Linked DNA regions of Homo sapiens: regions 2 and 3 are each linked to region 1. A link is an interaction called in ENCODE POLR2A ChIA-PET data of the cell type or tissue named here. Cell type or tissue: GM12878. All regions are shown on one strand.

Evidence for each region. ChIA-PET counts read pairs that join two places held together with the same protein. Peaks named below come from ENCODE experiments on the same cell type or tissue, not always from the same donor. Only the 100,000 strongest peaks of a DNase experiment are listed, where the experiment ranks them.
Region 2: POLR2A ChIA-PET joins it to region 1 with 6 read pairs; 5 of 35 experiments call an interaction of 5 or more read pairs at or near these places.
Region 3: POLR2A ChIA-PET joins it to region 1 with 8 read pairs; 3 of 35 experiments call an interaction of 5 or more read pairs at or near these places.

The regions. Positions count from the first base shown.
Region 1 is chr2:74,185,085-74,187,584 of GRCh38, reverse strand. No RefSeq gene overlaps it. Among named protein-coding and RNA genes, the nearest start is that of MOB1A, 7.5 kb to the right of the region's middle. In GM12878, no CTCF peak of the experiment used is centred here; a DNase peak (open chromatin) is centred at 1,494; H3K4me3 peaks cover 626 bases; H3K27ac peaks cover 1,790 bases.
Region 2 is chr2:73,778,887-73,781,386 of GRCh38, reverse strand. DUSP11 (dual specificity phosphatase 11) reads left to right here and starts at 1,284. Exons shown (of 9, transcript NM_003584.3): 1 at 1,284-1,513. The coding sequence starts at 1,413. RefSeq lists enhancers at 1,313-1,382, 1,463-1,512, 1,643-1,792. In GM12878, a CTCF peak has its summit at 1,180; a DNase peak (open chromatin) is centred at 1,216; H3K4me3 peaks cover 1,270 bases; H3K27ac peaks cover 959 bases.
Region 3 is chr2:74,570,288-74,572,787 of GRCh38, reverse strand. All of the region lies in intron 7 of M1AP (meiosis 1 associated protein), which reads left to right. Among named protein-coding and RNA genes, the nearest start is that of DOK1, 17 kb to the right of the region's middle. RefSeq lists enhancers at 335-544, 1,542-1,641. In GM12878, a CTCF peak has its summit at 430; a DNase peak (open chromatin) is centred at 1,517; H3K4me3 peaks cover 452 bases; H3K27ac peaks cover 2,500 bases.

The DNA of each region.
Region 1 (2,500 bases):
AAGAGAGAAGGAAAGAAGTCAACAACACAAACCTTAGCTTCTGACTAATAATAATAGCCAGTATGAGGGGAAGCAGGGAAAAAGTACATTAACAAAATAATAATAATAACCAACATATACCACTTACCGTTCTGAGCATTTTACATGCATATTTAATCTTCACATTGGTCCTACTCTTATTCCTATTTTGCAGATGAGGAAACTGAGGCACAAAGAGGTTAAATAACTTACATTAGTTACACAACTAGTGAGTTAGAGTTAAGACAACAAAGGAAAATAATAAAAATATAAAAGTAGAGGCATTTTGGCTGAGCACAGTGGTTCTCGCCTAAAATCCCAGCACTTTGGGAGGCCGAGGCAGGTGGATCACCTGAGGTCAGGAGTTCAAGACAAGCCTGGCCAGTGTGGTGAAACCCTGTCTCCACTAAAAAATACAAATATTAGCCAGGGATGGTGGCACATACCTGTAGTCTCAGCTACGTGGGAGGCTGAGGCAGGAGAATTGCTTGAACCTGGGAGGCCGCAGTTACAGTGAGCCAAGATCGCGCCATTGCATTCCAGCCTAGGCAACAGAGCAAGACTTCGTCTCAAGAAGAAAAAAAAAAAGAGTAGAGGCATTTTAAAACTTCAGAGTGGGCCAGACGCGGTGGCTCATGCCTATAATCCCAGCACTTTGGGAGGCCGAGTGGGCAGATCGCCTGAGGTCAGAAGTTCAAGACCGGCCTGGCCAACATAGTGAAACCCCATTCCTACTAAACCCCATTTCTACTTTAGCCGGGCGTGGTGGTGCATGCCTGTAATCCCAGCTACTCAGGAGGCTGAGGTGGGAGAATTGCTTGAATCCAGGAGGCAGAGGTTGCAGTGAGCCGAGATCGCGCCTTTACACTCCAGCCTGGGCGACAAGAGCAAGACTCTGTCTCAAAAAAATAAAAAACTTCAGGGTGATTGGGGTCTCTCCACAGTTGAAAACAATATTAGGCAAATTTTTGTCAACAATATGAGCCAAAATTTTGTCATCATATCTCACTCAAAAGTGCACCTTCAGGCCAGGCACGGTGGCTCACGCCTGTAATCCCAGCACTTTGGGAGGCCGAGGCGGGCAGATCTCCTGAGGTCAGGAGTTTGAGACCAGCCTGGCCAACATGGTGAAACCCTGTCTCTACTAAAAATGCAAAAATTAGCCGGGTGTGGTGGCATGTGCCTGTAATCCCAGCTACTCGGGAGGCTGAGACAGGAGAATCGGGCAGAGGTTGCAATGAGCTAATATCGCACCACTGCACTCCAGCCTGGACGACAGAGCGAGACTCTATCACAAAAAAAAAAAAAATGCACCTTCAGAGAAGGCTACTCTGTAGTCAGAGAACTACAGGCCGTGCCTGGCAACATAGATTGTCATCTGTACCCTTGATTCCTGCCTGAATCCCTCCCCCTAGACCAATGTCTTTTGTGGGTGTTCACTCCTGAACCACTGCCGTGGAGCGTGACAATGAGAATGCTGTCAGAGGACTTTCCCAATGTCACCACATTTATCAACTTCCTCCTTCTGTCCTCCTCTTACAGGAACTTTCAAGATCATTGAATAGATCATTCTTTTTTTTTTTTTTTTTTTTTTTTTTTTTTTTTTTTTTGAGACGGAGTCTCGCTCTGTCGCCCAGGCTAGAGTGCAGTGGTGTGATCTCGGCTCACTGCAAGCTCCGACTCTCGGGCTCACGCCATTCTCCTGCCTCAGCCTCCCGTGTAGCTGGGACTACAGGCGCCCACCAACACACCCGGCTAATTTTTTCTATTTTTAGTAGAGACGGGGTTTCACCGTGTTAACCAGGATGGTCTCGATCTCCTGAGCTTGTGATCTGCCCTCCTCAGCCTCCCAAAGTGCTGGGATTACGGCGTGAGCCACCGCACCCGGCCGAATAGATCATTCTTAAACACTCTTCTCTTGCTTTTGTAATACTCCCTCTTAGTTTCCCTTCCGTTTCTCTGACTGCCTCTTCTCAACCTCCTTTGTAAGTTTCTTCCCTTGTGGTCTTTAAATGTCGGAAGTCTGGGCCGGGCGCGGTGGCTCATGCCTGTAATCCCACCACTTTGTGAGGCCAAAGCGGGCAGATCACGAGGTCAGGAGTTTGAGACCACCCTGACCAACATGGTGAAACCCTGTCTCTACTAAAAATACAAAAATTAGCCGGGCGTCATGGTGCGCGTCTGTAATCCCGGCTACTCAGGAGGCTGAGGCAGGAGAATTGCTTGAACCTGGGAGGCTGAGGTTGCAGTGAGCCGAGATGGCACCACTGCATTCCAGCCTGGGTGACAAAGCGAGACTCCATCTCAAAAAAAAAAAGAAAAAAAAAAAAGGTTCAAGACGACCAGCCTGGCCAACATGGTGAAACCCATCTCCACTAAGAATACAAAAATTAGCTGGGCGTGGTGGCATGTACCTGTAATCCCAGCTACTCGGGAGGCTGAGGTACGAGAATTGCTTGAACCCAGGAGGTAGAGGTTGCAG
Region 2 (2,500 bases), 410 kb after region 1:
AAGAAGTAAAAATTACTTTCAAAAATCTGCCATTGGCCAGGTGCGGTGGCTCAAGCCTGTAATCCCAGCACTTTCGGAGGTCGAGGAGTGCTGATCATGAGGTCAAGACATCGAGACCATCCTGGCCAACATGGAGAAACCCTGTCTCTACTAAAATACAAAAAATTGGCTGGGAGTCGTGGCATGCACCTGTAGTCCCAGCTACTCAGGAGGTTGAGGCAGGGAGAATTGCTTGAACCCGGGAGGCGGAGGTTGCAGTGAGCTGAGATGGCACCACTGCACTCCAGCCTGGTGGCAGAGTGAGACTGGGTCTCAAAAAAAAAAAAAAAAAGTCTGCAATCATAATTACTTACAGTTTAATCTGGAATTTAGTACTCTATTCTATTTTCAAAGCTGCTATAGGGTATGCTGTCCTTTGTAGTTCCACTTTTAGCAGAATTGAACGTTTTTCTAACGGGTACAGATCTTTATGCTTGAGACTGTGTGGAAACCTTGGACTTGAGCTCCACTCTCAGTTATTTTTTGTATTTGCTAAAACTTAAATACATTCTGTCCACCTCTAGCATGATACCTGGTATGTGATAGGAACCCAATAAAAGTTTGGCTTTGATGGGAGTGTATGTTTCTACATTATTTTTGGAGGGTAATTAGGTAGTATCTTTCCAAATTTTAAGTTTGTATGTGTTTCATTCCAGACATTCTACTTCTAGGAATTTAGATATAGTTGTATATATGTATAAGGATGTTCACATTGCAGCATTGTCTGTAACAAGATTTGAAAAGAACCTGAAAACAACTAAAGGTCCATTAATATTGAACTGGCTAAATACGTTATGGTACTTTTAATTATGTTACTCATAAGCAAGTAAATTGCCTATAGCCATTAAAAATAGAATCTATGTATGCATAAATTGACTGGGATAATCAGTGTTTAAGGTATACTGTAGAATATGTACAGTTACTCCTTTTGTATAAAAATAGAGGATATACATATATGTGAAAGTAAATATGTATACAAAATATGCAAAATGTGAATGTAAGCGCTGGTAAATATCTAGAAGAACACACAAGGAACCGGGGCGTGGGGCGGATCGGGCAGAGGGACTTCCCTGTGCCTCACTGTTTGAATTCTGAAGGGTGCATACACGCCCTTATTGACCTGTGCTACTGGCCTCTGGCTAAAGAGGGCGCTGTAGCCACCAAAGTCCTGTTTACAGATCAGGAGTCTCAGTAAGCCAGCGTGGCTACGCCATCACGACCGGCGGTGGCACATGCGCAATAGCGAGACGCTGGAGCGCGGCGTAGGTGGCTGCCGAGTCTTTTCCTGTTTAGGGTCTTATCCTGGCATTGAGGGCGCCGGACTGGCGCTTTTGGCCGACTTGGCATTGGGTGGGCGGCTTCTTGGGACCCACATGAGCCAGTGGCATCATCCCCGCAGTGGCTGGGGCCGGAGACGCGACTTTTCAGGACGCTCCTCAGCCAAGAAGAAGGGCGGAAACCACATCCCCGAAAGGTAGTATGTCTTGGTCCCTTGGCGTGGCCTTTCCAGCTCGTGGCTTCTGGGTCTGGGCTTCATCGTTTGTGGTCTCTGCCTCTCGCCGTTGCCATCGCAAGCTTGACTTGTCCGCCGCTTGCTTTGAGGCTTTGACCCTCTGCGCCACCCGCTGTAGCTGAAAGGGGCGATGTCTGTGATGTCCTGTGATTTCTCCATATTCTTGTAAAAGGGAGGTTCTGGCCATTGCTCTTAGGTAAAATACGGAAGGATTGCTTTAAGGTGGGACTGTTACTGTTGGGGACACTCCTTAATTCCCAAAATGGAACCTCCTCAATTCCTTGTTACGTTGGCACGGAAAGTGTAATGGTTTGAGTTAGGAACCCAGCAGTAGTAGCGCCCTGAGATCTCACATGGAAAGTTGGTTTGTATTGTTTCCAGAAATCACAAAGAGCATACTTTGTTACTTCCTAACAGGCCTCATTTGAAAGATAACTCCTTTATACGTACAAATGATTAATTTTGAGACTTTGCACGTAGGTGCATTGAACTGTTTTTACTCCTTGAGACCATCCTCCACCATCTCATACCTCAATAAATCCTCTTCATTTTATCTACTATCTTTTGACTGTCACTTTCTGTCAGTACCCTAATACAGGTCTTGCCTGACTTATTGCAGTGGGGTTCTAATTAGTGAATCTCCTGTTTGTTTTCTTCCAATCCGTTTTTTTGTTTTTGTTTTTGGGATGGATTTTTGCTCTTCTCCGCCAGGCTGGAGTGCAATGGTCCAATCTCGGCTCACTGCAACCTCCGCCTCCCGGATTCAAGCGATTCTCCTCCCTCAGCCGCCCAAGTTGCTGGGATTACAGGCGCCCGCCACCACACCCGGCTAATTTTTTTTGTATTTTTAGTAGAGATGGGGTTTCACCATGTGGGTCAGGCTGGTCTCGAACTCCTGACCTCAGGTGATCCACCTGCCTCAGCCTCCCAAATTGCCGGGATTAACAG
Region 3 (2,500 bases), 390 kb before region 1:
AGTGGTAGTCACTTAACCAAGTGTTTTGCATACTTTACCTCATTTAATCCTCACAATAATCTGAAGTAGAGATTGTTATCCCAACTTTTGCAGATGGAGGAGGCTGAGGCCTAAAAAGACCAAGTAAGTTACCTAAGGTCACACAGCTACCAAAGTAGTCTTGTCAGAGTTTGAGGACCTAGCTCACACATGTAATCCCAACACTTTAGGAGGCCAAGGCAGAAGGATCACTTGTGCCCAGGAATTCAAGACTAGCCTGAGAAACAGAGTGAGACCCTGTCTCTATTAAAAATTAAGAAATTAGCCAGGAGCAATGACTCACACCTGTAGTCCCAGCTACTCGGGAGTCTGAGGTGGAAGGCTTGCCTGAGCCCAGGAGTTCAAGGCTGCAGTGACCCATGATCGCACCACTGCACTCTGGGCGACAGAGGGAGACACTGCTTAGGGGGGGTGGGAAAGAAAGAAAATTTAAAAAGAATTTGAACCTAGTTCTGTTGACTACAAAGCCCATGTTTTTAACTTCTTTGCTAAATTCCCTACTCTGGATGTAGCCAGATAAATACAGACTATAACACTGAAGCTAATTCTCCTTCACTTACACCCTATGCTTCTGTACTTCAGCGGAGTTGAACTCACTTAAAATGGCACAGTACTCATAACAACGGCTTACTCATCTTGTACTGCTGTTCTCTTTACTCCGTTTGGTCCACCTCATCTAGATTAAAGACCACTCTCCTATTCTGGAAAAGACAGCAGCAAAACAGTTTTCTTTCTTTTTTTTTTTTTTTTTGAGACGGAGTTTCGCTCTTGTTGCCCAGGCCTGGAGTGCAATGGCACAATCTTGGCTCATCACAACCTCCACCTCCTGGGTTCAAACAATTTTCCTGCCTCAGCCTCCCGAGTAGCTGGGATTACAGGCATGCACCACCACATCTGGCTAATTTTTTATTTTTAGTAGAGACGGGGTTTCTCCATGTTGGTCAGGCTGGTCGCAAACTCCCAACCTCAGTTGATCTGCCCACCTCAGCCTCCCAAAGTGTTGGGATTACAGGTGTGAGCCACCGTGCCTGGCCGCAAAACAGTGTTTAAATGCCTCTTCCTTCTTGTTTTTCACATGACATTTTCTCCAAGCAGCAAAAATCCTGAATGGCAGTATGTTATAGAGTACAAACTTTTCACAAACTTCAGCTCATTAATTCAACACAAATATTTTTAAGTGTGACGAGACTTATTTAGGGTTTTAACCTCCTAAGCCTATTTTTACAAGTTTGCCATGCTTCTTTAACTCCATCTTTGGTTTTTTATTCTTTCATATACCTTTTTCATATGTTCTTTTAAAATCTGATTTCAAGTCAGCTCCATATTTAACTCTCTTGCCTTCTGTTTTTCACTGTAATGTTCCCCTCCAGCCAACTTCTCATTCTAACTTCTGCCTTTCTGTTAATAGCAGCACCGCCATTGTCTAGTCACCCAGGCTTGAAACCTCAGTCACTTTCAGCCATCTCACCCTTTACACCTACTCCATCACTAAGTCATATCAATTTTCCACTCATAACATGAGTTGTAACTCTCCTTTACTTCCTGTTCCCACTGCTTGTCTCACCAAGACTTCTTCAGTAAACTCCTAACTGGCTTCCCTGCCTCCAATCTCTCTCTCTTCTGGTTTTCCCTGCACATTGGCACTAGCTTAATCTCCTTGAAGCATTCCCCTATCACATGTTTTTCTATGTATCAATACTCAATCACGTATTACACCTTGCCTATTCTATCCCTATAGCATCTGTTATCACTATCCTAATTCAAGCCCTTTTAACCTTTCCTTTAATACTGCAATAATCTCTCAACTTGTCTCAATGCTTTTTTAGTGCTTCCCATTCCTAGTCCATTTCACATAATGCCAACAGATTAATCTTTTGATTAATCTGATTCAGCACTGATTCTGCCACTACTCAGCTGAAAAATACTTTGTGGCTTACTATTGTTTATCCATAAAGTCCATATTCCTTAGCCTAATATTCAAGGTCCCACCTTATCTCCCATTATTCCCCTTCATGTACCATACACTCCAACCAAATTAATACAGAAACCTTAAATTTTTCCACCTTTGAGCCTTTGCTCATGTTGACCTTTCTCTCATCTCTGTGTGTTCAAATCCTACCCTATCCTGAAAGACCAAACTCAAATGGTACTTCTTGAATGGGAGCTCTCTAGTTTCTTCCACTTGTCATTAGACATTTGTATGCTGTTTCTTTTTGGAGAAAAACATATTTCAAATAGGTTTTTAAATATAGGATCCTATGTTTGAGATTAAAGTCTCAGATATAATTTGACTACCCAAACTCCAGATTGACATAGTGCCTTTTCTATCGCTTCCCCACTTTACTAACCAATTCCTAGGCTTTGGTCAAATTTAGGCCCAGAATAGAAATTCCCCCCTTTCTTACTTCTCTTTTTGGAGGAGTCAAGGCAAGGCAGTTTTCTAATATGTTGTAGTAAAATA